2 separate regions of the Homo sapiens genome follow, and region 2 is linked to region 1. The links are chromatin loops, found by intact Hi-C in ENCODE. Cell type or tissue: HepG2. All regions are shown on one strand. Region 1 has its middle 21 kb from the start of SPCS3-AS1. Region 2 overlaps GLRA3 (glycine receptor alpha 3).

Region 1 (8,000 bases):
GTGGTGAGGGAATGGTCTGAGCCGGAATGCCCCGGTTTAGAACGGGGCCCAGGAGGGACCCCTCATGGTGTTTCCTGAAATCGGGTTCCCATCTTTATCAAATTTAGAGTGACACTGATTAGTCCAGTGTTTTCCTCTTTTACATTTTGGACATATTTCAGGCTCAGCAGTTTTCTTTTCTCCCTATTTGGCAGCCTGACTCGCTGATTTTTTTCTACATTCTTTTTTGGTATGATCATGCTTCCCATAGTTAAAACAAGCTCCAGGAAACGGAGTATTTCCTTTATCCACTCTCAGTCCTGCCATTGCCTGGGCTAGCAGAGTAGCCTTATGCAGATTACCTCCGATACCATCACAGGCATTGATAAAATCAACTAAATGTGCTTTCCCTCTAATAGGTCACAGAGCAGCCTGGCAATTGGGATTAGCATTGTCGAAAGCTAATAACCACAACACTATATCCTGAGCAGCTGAATCTGCAATCACCTTTTTAAGAGACTCCTGTAACTGCGCTATAAAATCTGCATATGGTTCTTTTGGTCCCTGTTTGACAGAACTAAAGGGAGGGTATTGTTCTCCTCCTGAAGTGATTTTTTTCCCAAGCTCTAATGCACACTCCTCTAAGCTGCTCTATGGCATCATCCTGCATGACCACTTGTGCATCTAAACCAGCCCAGCCGCCGACCCCTAAAAGTTGGTCTGCAGTTATATTAATCTGAGGTTGGGCCTAGGCATTACAAGCAGCCTGAATGGAAACTTCATCTGCCCACAAGGTTTTAAATTGTAAGAACTGAGTAAGAGTTAGACAAGCTTGAGCAAGAGCATCCCAGTCAGTAGGAATCATCTGACTGGAAACAGCAACATTCTTTAACAGTTCCATTACAAAAGGAGAACCTTGTCCATATTGATTAATAGCTTGTTTAGATTCTTTGAGTAATTTAAAAGGAAAAGGCTCAAATGTAGCTATAATATTTCCCTGTTGATCTGGGGGGTGTATTCTAATAGGGAACTGCCAAGCCTCTAAATCACCCTCTCTTCTAGCTTGCTGAATTCCTGCCTGAATAGAACTGAGAGCGATCGCTTGAGGCGCTGCTTGAACAGTCACTGGGGCAATCACTTTTTGCCCAGCATCCTCCAGAAAAGAAAGATCTGGAGGGTCAGGCCACTCTTTTTCTTCAAAATAAGGAGGGGGTGCAGAAGGATAGGGATAAACCTCTCCCTCCTTTGCCACTTTAGCTTTAGCAGGCAAACAAACTTGCTCTGTTACTTCTTCTGTTACTTCATTATACTCTCCTTTCTCCTCATCATCAGTGTGAAAAGGTTCCAAGGTGGAACGAACCAGAGCCCACACTTGTCCCATTGTTACACTGATGCTTCCGAGCTCCCCTTCTTACTCACCATAGGGATTGCTTAAGAGTACTCAGGTGTCCTCCAGCATAGTTCCACATTCTCCAACCATCACTCCGGGGACCCTTTGACCTGGTTTCAAACCTCCCATATTGGGCGCCACTTGCCGAGACCAGCTCAGGCGTGGAGACCTAATCCAGCGGCGCTAGAGGAATTAAAGACACACACACAGAAATATAGCATGTGGAGTGGGAAATCAGGGATCTCACAGCCTTCAGAGCTGAGAGTCTCAAACAGAGATTTACCCACACATTTATTGACAGCAAGCCAGTGATAAACATTGTTACTATAGTTTATATATTAATTAAAAGTATTCCTTATGGGAAACAAAGGTATGGGCCGAAATAAAGGGATGGGCCTTGCTAGTTATCTGTAGCAGGAACATGTCCTTAAGGCACAGATTGCTCATGCTAGTCTGTGGCTTAGGAATGCCTTTAAGTGGTTTTCCACCCAGGGCAGGCCAGGTGTTCCTTGCCCTCATTCCAGTAAACCCATGACCTTCAGCATGGGTGTCATGGCCATCATGAACATGCCACAGTGCTGCAGAGATTTTGTTTATGGTCAGTTTAGTGGCCAGTTTATGGCCGGATTTTGGGGGCCTGTTCCCAACACCTGTGCTCTCCAGAGCCCAGGAAACCCTCCTGCCCCCTCAGGCTTGGAATTGCCTGCTCCCAATGCCTGGCCTCTCCCTGCTTCTGGCACCCACTCCTATTCTGTAGTAAAGTTGAGGATGAGCCTGGGTGCTGTCACAACCTAGCTGGGTGTGTGTGTGTGCTTGAGGCAGTGCTGACATGCCAGGCCCCTGCCACCTCAGCCCCCATCCGACTTTGGGCACTGACAAGCACAGGAGGGAGGCTGAGGTGGGGGCTGAGAGCAGCTCAGTGCAGGGCCTACAGGCACCCCTTGGCACAAACAGCCTGGGCACTGTGCATGGCAGGTTGATGGTGGCAGGAGGTAGACACACTCCTGGGCACAAAGGAGCAGGTCACCCAGCGAAGCCCCACCTTCAAGCCAGGGACAGAGTGAAGCCTGGGGGTCAGGTTATCAGTTCTGCAGACTGGATAGAAAACTTATGGTGCTTTTTCTGGGCCTGCCCACGGCTGCCCACGGACCAGTCAGCATGCAGTATCTCCCCTCTAAAGCCCATAAAACCCCCAGACTCAGCCAGGCTTGGGTAGAGGATGGGACAACTTGCCTGTGGATAGGAGCTACCAACTCTGGGCCTCCTCTCCACTGAGGGCTGCAGACAACAGGTTGACCTGGCTGCAGAGAGGAGCTACCTCTGTGGTCTCCTCTGAGCTGCTCTGTCCCTCAATTAAGCATCTCTTTGCCTTGCTCACTCTCCACTTGTCCACATACCTCATTCTTTCTGGACATGGGACAAGAACTCAGGAACTGCCAAATATGGCAGGGCTGAAAGAGCTGTAACACAAGCAGGGCTGAAACATGCCCCTTGCTCACCACATTGCAGGCAACAAGGAGGAAAGAAGAGAGAAAAAGAGAAGACCTGCAGCCTTTCGAGGAGCCCAGATCTAGGAGCTCCCAAGCCAGGGCTGTGAGGCCCTCATTGGGGGTCTGCAGTTCCTGGCATCTCCAAGCTTGTGGACACCACCATGTTCCCCCGTGCCAGCCATGGAAGATGCTTGTGGTATGCCTGGTCCAGCCACAGTCTAGCAGGGAGCCAGCACCCTTGCCAACACCTGGAGCTGTCCACCCCACCACAGCAGGCGTACCTCAGTGTGTGCAGTGACTGAACCCCACACTCGCTTGCTCACACACCACTCAATACTCTGCACTGGGGTTGCCCTTGGCAGGTGAGGGATCCAGGCCAGTAACGCGAGTCGAGCACAGCCTGCCAGGCTAAGTGGGCAGAATGAGCCCAGCAGGCCTGAGCAAAACTTGGGCAAAGGCACCAGCAGCCACAGAGGTTTCTGGCTGGAAAAGCGACAACACCCCAAGGATCCTGTGACTCTGGGAATACAGCAATGGACAAAGACAAAAATCCCAGCTCTCGTGGAGCTCACATTCTTAATACTTTACATTTTTAACTAGTAAGAATCATTAGCTTAAGAATTTATTAAATCTGCATGACAGTATTTCAAGGTTAACATAAAATTTTTTAAATCAATGAATACAAAATAATAAAATAAAGACAAAGATTCAATTAATTCAAAATAAAACAATATGAACAAAACAAGTATAAAAATACATTATACATGAATAAGAGGGGCAAAACAAGCCCAACTACATTATTAATCACTATAACCACCAATTTAAATTTAAATAGCTTACCAGATTGGATTTTAAAAATCCAGCTCTATGCTATTTAAAAGAGACATATCTATGAGGACATGAGGACAAGGAAAATATTTCCATAGTTTTAATGATAGAAAATCATGTAGTGTAGGGCCATACTGTTTCCTGTTGTCAGCCAATTTGTAGTTCAGATTGCCCAGAAAAATACCATGCTTTCTGTCAGTGGGTTATTCACCATGTTTAATTTATTTGCCTTGTTTCAATGAAAGGAGATTTACTGGCAATCTGCACAGAGAAGTGGTAAGACTGATTTATTTGTTAGTCTATTAGAAATTTAAAAATTTTGTTCTTTGTCACTGATTAGCATAGTCTCAGTTTATGAAGTTAGACATTGCTGCTGGGTGCAGTGGATCACATCTGTAAATCCCAGCACTTCGGGAGGCTGAGGTGGGTGGATCACTTGAGCTCAGGAGTTCAACACCAGCCCAGGCAACATAGTGAAATCTCATCTCTACAAATACAAAAATTAGCAGGGCGGGGTGGCGCCTTCCTGTGTTCCCAGCTACTCAAGGAGCTGAGGTGGGAGGATTGCTGGAGCCTGGGAGGTCCAGGCCAGAGTGAGTGCAGATTACATCACTACACTGCAGCCTGGGTGACAGAGTGAGAAGGTGTCTCATGTTCTAAAAACTAAAAAAACAAACAAACAAAAAAAAAACCCCACAAAGTTAGAGATTGCTTTCTCTTACATTACCACTCTCAACTCAAAGCTTTTAGCAATTTTTATGTGAGGCAAGACTAAATAAACTGATAAGTGTACAATTATTCTTGTGGGTAATTTTTCTTTCTGCATTTTGGTGTTGTAAACTGTGTACATTAGATGGCAATACTATAGTGTGAGAGAGAGAATTAGCGATCTAGTACTTGTTTTCATGAGCTGTATCACCAGAGGGCACCAAAGGACCAGTTATGAGCAAAAAAAAAAAACAACAAAAAAAACCCATTCGGGAAAAAACCACTGTAATGATTGCACTGTTTTTACCCAACCTTTTCACAAGCACATATCTGGCCAGTGTGAAGACTTTCCGCCTCATAAAGGTAACATGAAATACAAAGCTTCAGGGTATCAGGTCTACACAGTGCATAATGCCATGCCAAAGGCTCTCTGGTGCTATCACGTTTTATCGTAAAGAAAGAAATTTTTAAATCAGGAAACTGGAAAAATTACTTTCCTCTCTAGTGACTTTACTGCTTACACTAGATTAAAAAATATTTCGTTTATAGTGAAAATGATTCTCCAGTGCTATCTCACTAATCATTTAATTAATTGAAACAGTAATGCACTAGACATATTTGCCTCTTATTAATGTTTGGAAAGCTTGTAGTCCTGAGTGTATTTCTTTTGTTGACAATTTCCTTTGAAATGTGATTTCTAGCAGGGGTAATTTGACTCTTTTAGTTAACCAGAAAACGTTAGATGGCCATCAAATATTTAGAGCAAGAGTTTGGAAAATGACACATAGTAGATGAGCAGTCAGTAGCACATGTGGTTATTTGTAAAAGTGCACTGACTTTGGAGTCAGCTAGACCTGTGTTCAGGACCCTCTAAGTCTGACCCTGAGCTCAATGTCCTGAGTCTATTGTTTTGCATTTGAATCATAACTCCACTGTCCTATCCTTTGAATTCTCCAATATGTGTCTTGCCTCAAGGTCTGGCTCTTGCTACACCTTCAGCCAGGATTTCTCTTCCACCCAGTATCCCTGCGGCTTTCTCTTTCATCTCCTTCAGATATCACCTTGTGAAAGAAGTCTGCCATGACCATCTTACTTAAACTAGCATCCCAGTACTCCTTATCTCCCTTCCCTAATTATTTATCTTCATAGTACTTACATCCTATGACATGAAATATGATTTTCTCATGTGTCTGTTAAACATTCTCCCTGCTAGACTGTAAATTCCATTAGCGAATTTTTTTTTTTCCTGCTTTGGTCACTGCTCTGTCAACTAGAACAATGCCTAGCAAATAGGAGCACAATAACTATGTGTTGAATGAATGAATCCCAAGAATGTTATGACTGGTCATTTTCTTGGAAAATCACCTACCACATAATAGGTAGCCAGTAAATTGTAGCTCTTATTATGAAAACTTTTAGGCTGTTATTATCATTACTTTTAATGGCAAAAACAGCAATTACTTTTGCACCAACCTAACAATTCTTACTACTGTTTGAACTGACTTTTCTTTTAAACAACGGTCCTGAAATTGATTTACCAGGTAATAACCACCAATTTTTAAAAAAATGAATGAAAGAATAAATAAGCATATCCCCATAAGTGTATGTATTTTGTGAAACTTTAACTGTAATTTTGTGTGTGTGTTATGAATGTGTTATAAAAGCACAGAAGATACTGACAGACCTTTCATAGGTTTTCCTGGAGATTGTATACCTGTTAAATAATGGATCTTCCTTGCTGGAAGGAAAATGACCAACACAGAGACTTAGATTTGAAAGGACTGATCCGCCTGGCCAAATTTGGCAATTCCAACCAGGTAGTGATGTTCCTTATTGTTTTCACTCATGGCAAAGATTCTCAGCTATCTAGGAACTTAAGCTTCCTAGGCCTTTGCATCCGTCAGGAGAATTCTAACTAGCTGGCTCAATGTGACAAGTGACATGTTATTCCCCTGCCTCCAACCCACTTTAATATATTTATTCTTTAATTAATATTCACTGCAGTTGGAATACTTTAATTCTTGACTCTCTAAGACAAGTGGAGAAATCTTAAAGGCAGGTTTGAGAATTGAGGCCACATTACAAAACAAAACAAAACCAAACACCTCCCAAGAAAGTGTAAAGTGTTTTGAAGAACTGTCTGTATCACCACATTCCATTCCAGAGTATAAGCAATGTCTGGCGCATTAAAGATACTAACACACACAAATGAACAATGTAAAATGGATGAAATCTGAATAGTCTATTAACTGTACCAACATCAATTTCTATGTTTTGATACTGAACTATAGTTAGTAAGATGTCACCATGAGGGAGAACTAGGTGAAGGAGTACAGGGGACCTCTTTGTGCTAGTTTTCAACTTCCAGTAAATCTATAAAAGGATCAATAAAGGCCTTTAAACAATATAGTCTCCTTACCATCCATGACCCTTTTCAAAACTGAAATTATTGTTAGACTACTTCCCAGAAATGTATTTCTAGTTAGTAGGGATGGGTAGACAAAGGAAAAATCTTAGAACCTGTCAATGGTTTTATAGGATCATTTCACTATGGGAAAGATCATCAAAGATTGTTAAGTAGACAAACGACCAATGGAGTTATTAATATAATGCACTGATTTCAAGTTAAAATTAAAATAAAGAACTTGCTAGAAAAAAAAAAGATGCTGAGCAAATATTTAATTGAATTTCTTGATTTACAATCAAGTGCAAAGAGCTGGTCGGTGGCCAGTGAACTATCCGTCTTTAAGTTAAAGTTATAAATCATTTTGGATTTTGGGTTCCTCATCTCTTTAGGGGATTAGGCTCCTGATTAGGTTTGTTACACATTTGCTTTGACCATTGTCACTGCCTGGATACTGACCCATATCCTTGCTGTCACAGTAGAGGATTCCGTATTTTTCTTAGCTTTCCTAAAGGCAGTGACATTGTTGAAAATTTCCAGAGCCCTGTGCTCCCAGGAAAAAGCAATGGTTTTAAAAAAAAACCTTTTATGTTGTGAGAAACAGTTAACTTCAAGGAACCACCTCCCTTGGCATATCCAAGAACTGACCCCCCCCATCCTTCCCCTTGACTCCCTTGTTTACCTGCCTCTATAAAACCCCAAGCCTCCTTCATTTCTTTGACACATTCTGCTGCAGAAATGAAAATTCTCCCTATTATAATATCTAAAGCAAAATTATCTTTATTGCCTGGTGCATTTTGTCTTTCACGCCAACTTCCATTCAAAGCTTTATTATTTGTTTTCTCTGGCCCTTTTTAGGCCACATGGTTAAAATGAGGGTATATTTTCCTATACGCTTCAAGATCATTAAGAAATTAATCTATATGATTGAGCTAAGAAATTGATTTTTTTCTATTCTTACCAGAAAAATACTAAGTCTGTTGTTCAGAGAACATCTGTCTCCTACACCAAAGATACTGAAGAAAGACTCATTGTTCTGAACAAGGTAAAAGAATTATTCAATTTGCTCTACAATTATCTGTAAAAAAAAAAAATACATATGACTTTGCAAAGAGACTTTAATGTTTGTGTTCCGTTCGGTTCTGTTTCCTCAACTCTGCTACATTTCACAGAAATAACAAAAACCTGCTATGTACTAAAA
Region 2 (8,000 bases), 1.6 Mb after region 1:
TCTATTTATACAGGTATCTGCCTAATAACAAAGTTTGTGGCCAGATAATGAAATGTTTTGAAGGTCATATAAACAAGGTGGTGGGAAAAGAATGATTTCTAGAATCAGAGCAATGGTTCACGTTCTAAATGTGCTACCTACTGGCATCTTACGTAGGGTCACTGTGCTTTAATTCCCTAAAATGTTAATGATGGAATATTTCCCTCTTTCAGAGTTACTATGGATTAAATATCTATGAATCAGCTAAGGTAGTGCCTGGCAGCAAGAAACTTACAACAATTTACCAATTTCTGCTCCTCCTTCTCTGCTAGATGATAATCTTTTTGTGTCTTCTTCAGTTTTGTGTGCAAAGGCTTTGGATATTTAGTAAAGGAATGAATAAATGGGCCTTATAAAAATAAAAATCCTTGGATTTATGATGAATACTAAGTCGGGCATTAATAAGAAATTTCCAGAATGGAGGAGTGAGAAACTCAATAAGTTCACTTCTCCAAAAAAGCAACAAAAACATTGGCAAAATTGTCAAGATTAACCGTTAGAACTTTTAAAATTGATAAAAAGCTTACAACAACCTGAAGAGTGTTTATTCAAGAAAAACTGATGAATTTCTGTAAGAACAGAAGGGATATTAATTTCACCGACCTTCCCAGTTCCACAGCAGCCTTGCAATCCAGCCACCCCTAAACAATAGAAGTTGTAAAACCACCAGAGCTGGCTGACCAAGTTTGGAATTCCTCAGAAGGTCCATCCCCAGAGCTTTGTCAGTATTCTGCCTGTCTGGTAGCTCCCTGGAAGAGCCTCACTCAAAGAGCTTTCCATTATTTGACTTCACTAAGAACTCACTTGGTGGGAAAAATTTCTATCTCTAGGGCATTTGTGGAAAATAATTAGAAGATTGTTTAACATTGTAGCTGCCTAAGGCTGTGACACTAGTTGGGACAAGTAAGAGCCTGAACAAAAATTATAAAGGACCTGGAAAATTCTATGTTCTTAGGCAGCTCTGAAAAGCTCTAACATATCCTTGCAATCTGGAGTTTACATATGCACATAGGGCTGTGTGCCTGTCCAGGGAAGTCCTCAGAGAGTCCCAGTATCTCACTTCTGGTGGACATCAGGCTCTGTGCAAGCAGGAAGTGAAGGGTAAGGTAGAGTTGTAAACTGCCTGAGCACTGAAGACATGTCCCCAAACCCATGGAAGACCCTTGGCAAGAGTGGAAGATTTATTGGCTCAAGGCTTTAAAGAAATCTCTAATCAAATATTAGTTTACCACTAAGCTCACTAAATGGAGATTTCACTGGCTGTGCACTCTAGGGAAATGAAAACTTTACCATATTGGTCCAGGTAAGTCACTAAAGAACAAACAACAACTGCAAGAAAAACCAGCAACAACAAACTTTGGATTGGAGGTGGGAAGGCCTGGTTTCCAGAGTTGCCACTTTATGTTACCTAAAGTATTCAATTTTCAACAAAAAAAAATATAAGACATGCAAAGAAATAGAAAAGTATAGCCCATGCAGCGGGGAAAAGATCAATAGAAACTATCCCTGAATGAGCTTAGAAACTGGACTTACAGCATCAGGCATTACAGAGCCATTAGAGACATCTAGATTTTAAAAACTAAGACCAAGAGAGGTAAAAAAATGATCAGCATCAGTGTTCCTTGTGAACCTTGTGATTCTCAGTACATATTGTTGTGTGGAATTATTGCTTCAATTTTAAGCATCTGTGTGTGTGTGTGTGTGTGTGTGTGTGTGTGTAAAATGGAATAATAATAATGGAATGCAAGGAATTATTTGAAAATGTTTTAGATAAGTCTCTAAACAGCCCTTATGTTTTCATCTCTTTTTCAGGCCCTCCAGTTAATGTCACATGCAACATATTCATCAACAGCTTTGGCTCTATCGCAGAGACGACCATGGTAGGCATTTTACTTTGCAACAAGTTTCACACTAGAGTAATCTGTAATTACATTAATGGCAACATTTTATGTAATTTAAAACCCAAATTAGTATAACAAGATTTTAAAATGTAAAATTAATAGTATAATTAAATTACAGTCACCTGCAGGTAATAACATTTCAGTTAGAGATGGTATATTAGAGTATATAAATATAAGTGAAAACAACATTGATTTTCTCCATTCAACAATCTAATATTAAACTTCAAATTAAAAGCTAAAATGTCACCATAGCAATTATTTTTTTCCAATAATCTTTAATATCCAGACATAAGCAGAGTAGTAAATACTTACATGTTTACTCTGTACCCCACTTACAAATTTGTTTATAATGTTATTTTAAATATTCAATTCGATTACTTTTTCAAATGAATATGGTATTTGCCAAAACATTATACTTATAGATTTTATCAACTGTATTTGAAAACATTTTATATAATCAAGTTATTAAAGCCAGAAAAACATAAAAATTGTCATTACAGACCAAATTTCTTCTGTCTTAAATTTTATAGCTTTTTCTAAAGAGCACATGGTATCTCTGCTTTGCCCTTTAGCTTTTATTGGGCAATTTAACTGTAATAAAATGCAGAAATAGACACATGAACCACTGAACATCTATAAAATTGTCTAGCAGCCAATTTTATTTTTTTTGAAACTGTATAGATGATGATTCTTAAATTAGCTAGAATTGTCTTTGTAAATTTAGTAAGTATGGTTTGTGATACTTCTCAAAGTTAATATTAACTAAAAGATGATATAAAATACTTAAGGATTTATTAGTTTAAAAAACCAATATTAGAGAATTATGTTCTATTTACTTAGAATAGTAAATAGGTAGTAAATTTTCTAGGAAAAACAATCTAATATGCAAATTTTTACATATATGAGGGTGTAAGTGTGTGTAGAGGTGTGTGTGAGTGTGTGTTGGAATCTATCTCAACAGGAAGAGGCTTTATACAGGCATCATTTAAAAAAAAAAAGCTGTTTCCCTCATGTATGCAATATAAGTCATTTACCAGCATCTCTGTGATTCTATTCAAAGTTAGTATAGCTTAACTACAATAAGCATTTGTGGAAAAGAACTGAATTTAAATTTGGAGGCATTATATAGAATTATCTTCAATATGATACAATCTAAGTTAACATGAATGTGTGTATATGAATGTAAACGCAGAGAAGACGTATGTCATTTGGTTAGAAACAGTCTGGTTCTGGTGCAATTTCTTCTCTAAAGTGGCTATAATCCTGTTTTAGACTTTGATATATTCTAGATTCTTGTGGAAAAATTGGCCCTGATTTATACCCAACATTTGTACATATTCAGTCCATAAAATCCACAGTTGAAGGAATCACTATTGGCTTTGTTCTATTTAGGCTTCTCAAATTGTATTTCCAGCCCTGGCAATTTTCTCATTTTGTTTCTATACATGTGTAATCCTAAAAACCTGGAAATATACTTCTCTATATTTTTCTTTTACATGATTGCGTCCATGAAATACTTCCCACAGCAATAGCTGGAAAGATTTAAAGTCTTACCCATCTTTATGGGGTAGGGAGGGAAGGGACTTGGAAAAAAGAGAGGGCATAGGCAGATTTCCTTCCCATTAAGACTTAAAGATTGCCAGTTTTCTGAAAGTGCCTTTTTTATGACATAATTCATCAGTCTACCACTAAAACTGTTATAACACAATCTATAAGATGGCTACACCAGTTAAATTTCTTACCTTAACAATTTAGCCAGACTTTATAGAATAGCATTCTGCAAAAGCTTGCAGGATATTGCAAACACACTCTCACCATAAGTTTTATTTCTCTCCTTCAGCATGCAAGCCTTTCCTTACCTACATACTCCATCATTATGTATTCCTTTTGAAATCACTTTGAGCATCTATCACTCACTTCTTCACAGTCTCAAGCAGTGTCAATGAACATTGTTCAAATATCCCAGAAGTTAAGTATTACAAACCTAATCATGTCCACCTTGGTATTTTTCTTTTTATTCTTCCAAATTTCTAAACATATATCATTTCCATTAAAATGATCAGATTCAATATTTATTAATTTTTAATGGTATCAGCTAAAATAGCTGTGATTTTGATGTTCATCTATATAGGCACAAAGAAAATTAGAACTTGTTAGTATATTTCTATCATAAGAATCATAAAATGTTTTGCTCCCACTTGGTTAAGTTGTTGTATTTTATTCACAGGGTCCACTATCACGACTCTACAACAAAACTTTATCTCATTATTCTATTGCTGTATTTTTTTAATTCAGTAAAAATGCTAATATATGTGTTAATGTATTTTTTAAACTTATTCACACTTCTTACGCTGAATATAGTTTACTTCTGTTCTTTTTTTTTTTGAGACGGAGTCTGTCGCACAGGCTGACTTCTGTTCTTATAATACGAATAATTGAATTCAACTAAGGCAGTCAATTAAAATTGAGAGGATGGAATCTCAAATTATCTGTAATCATTAATGAATATATTTATGTCTGAGAATTCATATTTAAAATAAAACTACGTAATTATCCTCTTCCATATGTGTCTGCTTAACAAGAATCTTAACTGTCTTCAATGTCTTTACTGGCTAAATATATTGAGCTCCCTCTGCTGGTCTAGTCTATAACTGGTATGTCTCACTTTTAAATACAGCTCTCCCATTTGAGGTTATTCTTTAATCCTTGGGAAAATTTCTCTATTAGTCTACTTTTTAGGCCACTTTTTGTTAATTAAGTTAATTCAAACAATGTATTTTTCATATTTTTCTTGCACAAATTTAAAAAAATGCGTGTGCAGTTTAACAATATAAACTCAAATCTCTTTTTAGCTGTTAAACTCCTTTCCCAATATTGTTAATCTGATTAATTTCATGTAGTACCAACCATTCTCACTTGAGTACAGTTTCATTATTTTACACATAGTCACCAAACTTTTTTCTACAAATATTATGAGCATTTTAACTTCCTTATTACCCTCATATATGAGTCATAATGAGATTCTTTAAGGACTTGTTCCACCTCAATTATTTCAAGTTCACATTCTTCTTAAACAGATAATGATTTAACAACTACTGGAAATTCCCGTTCTTAAAAATATTAAATTAAAAATAAAACTAGTTTACCATCATTACTGTTTGGGAACATGGTCTTGGCGAGAGAGGCACATCTGTCCTGCCTTTTAAACTGTGATGATAAAAGAAGCACGTGATTATTTCAATGAGGGGAAGCTTAAGATCTCCACATTAAGTGGCTTTTATATGAAGTGTGCTCCTGCAAACCTATGATGAGTTGTGGATAAGGCTTATGTGCCAGGATGAAAGCATTTGTTAAGTTGGGTCTAACAATGCAAAGAAATGCAAATGCAAAGAAAGGTTTTCTTTGGAAATATACGCAAAAACCAAATTGTAATTTGGTGCATACACACAGACCTGGCTGGTCTTCAGGGTGTCCACAGAACAAAAGAAAAGATTGGGGTTTTATTGGTTAAGAGAAAAGTTTTGTAAAATGTTTTGAAAGAAAGTTCATTGGCCTAGACAAGTTCTTCCAGCTTTGGCAAGCTGTAATTGTTGAGTGATGGTGGTAGGTAAAACTAATCTTGGTGGAAGGTAAACTAATCTTTGAGGCATGGAAGGTAGCAGTTACATGGAAGCAGTTACTAGGTAAAATGGGTTTTAAGATATAGCAAGTTATTTCTGCAGCCTGGCTTGCCAGACAGTTCCTGGAGCAGGAGCTTTGTGACCTGAGTGCTTTTTCCCCATGGTCCTTAACTCCCATCTAGTTGGGTATGACTGTAATAACCCCAAGTCACATCATTAATTTTCACAATTGAGACAATGGAATATTACATAGCAACAACATGGATATTTCTCATAAACATAATTATGAGCTAAAGAAAACAAACACAATAGAACATGTACCAATTACTTCCGTTTGTATGAAGTTCAATAACATGAAAAAATCAATTCTGATGATAAAAGACTTCTGAATTCTGATAGACTATCTTTGGTCAGGGGTGGGAGGTGGTTGGTAACTGATTGTGAGGAGGTACCACGGAGCCTTCTGGGTACCAAAATTGTTCTATTTTTTGATCTGGGTAGTAGTAACACAGGTATATGCATATGTCAGAATCTTTTAATGGACACTGCAGACTTGTGTATGTTATGAATGGCTGTTATATCTTAATTCAAAAGATTATTTAAAAGTAAACAAAAACCTTCACAAATTTAAAATTTAACACGCCAAGTGTGTCAGGCAGAGCATATCTATTTGGTGATCACAGGTGAGAACGTTAGAAGTTAGACAAAAAGCTTTAAATGAAAGCTTTTATTTTTCATCAGAAAAAGTCTGCAGGACTATGAATGTCTACAGCATTAATATGTGATTTCTCTAACCCTATGCCTTCCAGTACTTAAAATACCTAGTTATAAGAACCAAAAATGAATAATCTTGAAGAAAAAAATCACTGAGATGATAAGCAGCTTCCATGATATAGGTAAAAGGGAATTCCATTTGATCTGATCTGGGGATGGGGGCTGGCTATAGGTGGTCCAGATGTTCTCAGCTAACTGTCAAACTTTTAAGAAAAACTCCAAAATAGAAATATGTATATATATACACACACTATGAAGCATAACTATGACAGAAGCAAGAAAGAAATTTCCATCATAGAAGCACCTTATGGGACTGGCTACACCCACGATGACATTAAAAGTCCATTATTTATTTTAAAATTTGAAAAAGAGAGAAAACAACCACCCATAACGCCCCCACACAAACCCAGCACTATTAGCAGTTAGCTACATTTATATTTACTTCTAAATGTTTTGACTGCACATATTTTTTACATGGTTTATGCATTCATTCATTCAGTGAATCTTTTTGTGGGAGCATATAATGAACCAAACATTTTGCTAAGCACAAAGGATGATGTAATCATTTTATTCTGACAAATCACTTCTTTACTTATTACTGAATCATAAACTTTTTTCCATTATAAAGATAAAATAATGAGCCTCCTTTTCCTAACTTTTTATTCAATACATATGCAAAAAAGTGCACAAATTATAGGAGTGAAGTACAGTGAATTAATACAAAGTGCACACATTCATGTAACCACACTCAAGTCAAAAGTAGCATCCCAGAGCCTGCTTATACCCCTTTTAAATCCTACCCCTCACAGTCTCCATAGTAGTTTGGGCATGTATATACAGTAGTACAGTATTTTTAAATGAACATATTGGTTTTATCTATCTTCAAAAAACAGATGACTCTCCATCTTGTTACACATATGTTAGAAAGTTAGAGAATTGTGCTGCTATGTGATTTAAATCAATATTTATACATTGAACCATTACTTTTCACCAGTGCCCATAAAATAAACCATTTTTATAAAATGAGAACAAAAAAGATGAGACATTTTGGGTTAATAGTTTTTCAGGTGTCGGTGTACATAGATGCATGGCACATTGGAAGGAAGGATCTGAGGGTCCAGTGTGATCTCACAGAAGTGTCCAAACCTACAGTTTTTCAATTTTCATACAAATGATAGGCTCACATTTTACTTGCAACAGTAAGCACTTATATATAAATGCTACTTTAAATTATTGAGTCGTTAGATTCTCGAGAGATACCTAAGCCAATACAGCATAAAAAATGATATTATCTATCTATCTCTCCATATATCTATATATATGTTAAGGGAATCTTTAAACTACTAGACATTCTTTTTGAAGTATTTTTTATTAAAAAAAAGTTACAGGCATACCAAGATGCATGGATTATAAGTAACACTAAAAAAAACTATCACCATCTTAAGAAATTAAACAGTACAAATACATGAAACTTCCTTTCTTAAGGTAAGCTTTATTCCTGAGTTTGATATTAAGATATAAATGTTCATTCTGTATGTATGAAAATATAATCAAAATGACCATATTGAAGTATACACATGTAGCTTAGTTTGGCTTCATTTTTCAGGTATAAATTTATGTTTTTTTTGAGATACTCCATGCTTGTATATGTAGACAAGGTTTTTTT

The links. Hi-C counts contacts between places; a loop is a spot of excess contacts. Peaks named below come from ENCODE experiments on the same cell type or tissue, not always from the same donor. Only the 100,000 strongest peaks of a DNase experiment are listed, where the experiment ranks them.
Region 2: a loop joins it to region 1, with 10 times the contacts of the local background. A loop is called at or near these places in 6 of 110 quality-filtered maps.

The regions. Positions count from the first base shown.
Region 1 is chr4:176,337,758-176,345,757 of GRCh38, reverse strand. No RefSeq gene overlaps it. Among named protein-coding and RNA genes, the nearest start is that of SPCS3-AS1, 21 kb to the right of the region's middle. In HepG2, a CTCF peak has its summit at 4,613 (motif pointing right); no DNase peak of the experiment used is centred here.
Region 2 is chr4:174,760,882-174,768,881 of GRCh38, reverse strand. GLRA3 (glycine receptor alpha 3) reads left to right here. Exons shown (of 10, transcript NM_006529.4): 3 at 1,852-1,919. Among named protein-coding and RNA genes, the nearest start is that of GLRA3, 64 kb to the left of the region's middle. In HepG2, a CTCF peak has its summit at 4,571 (motif pointing left); a DNase peak (open chromatin) is centred at 4,581.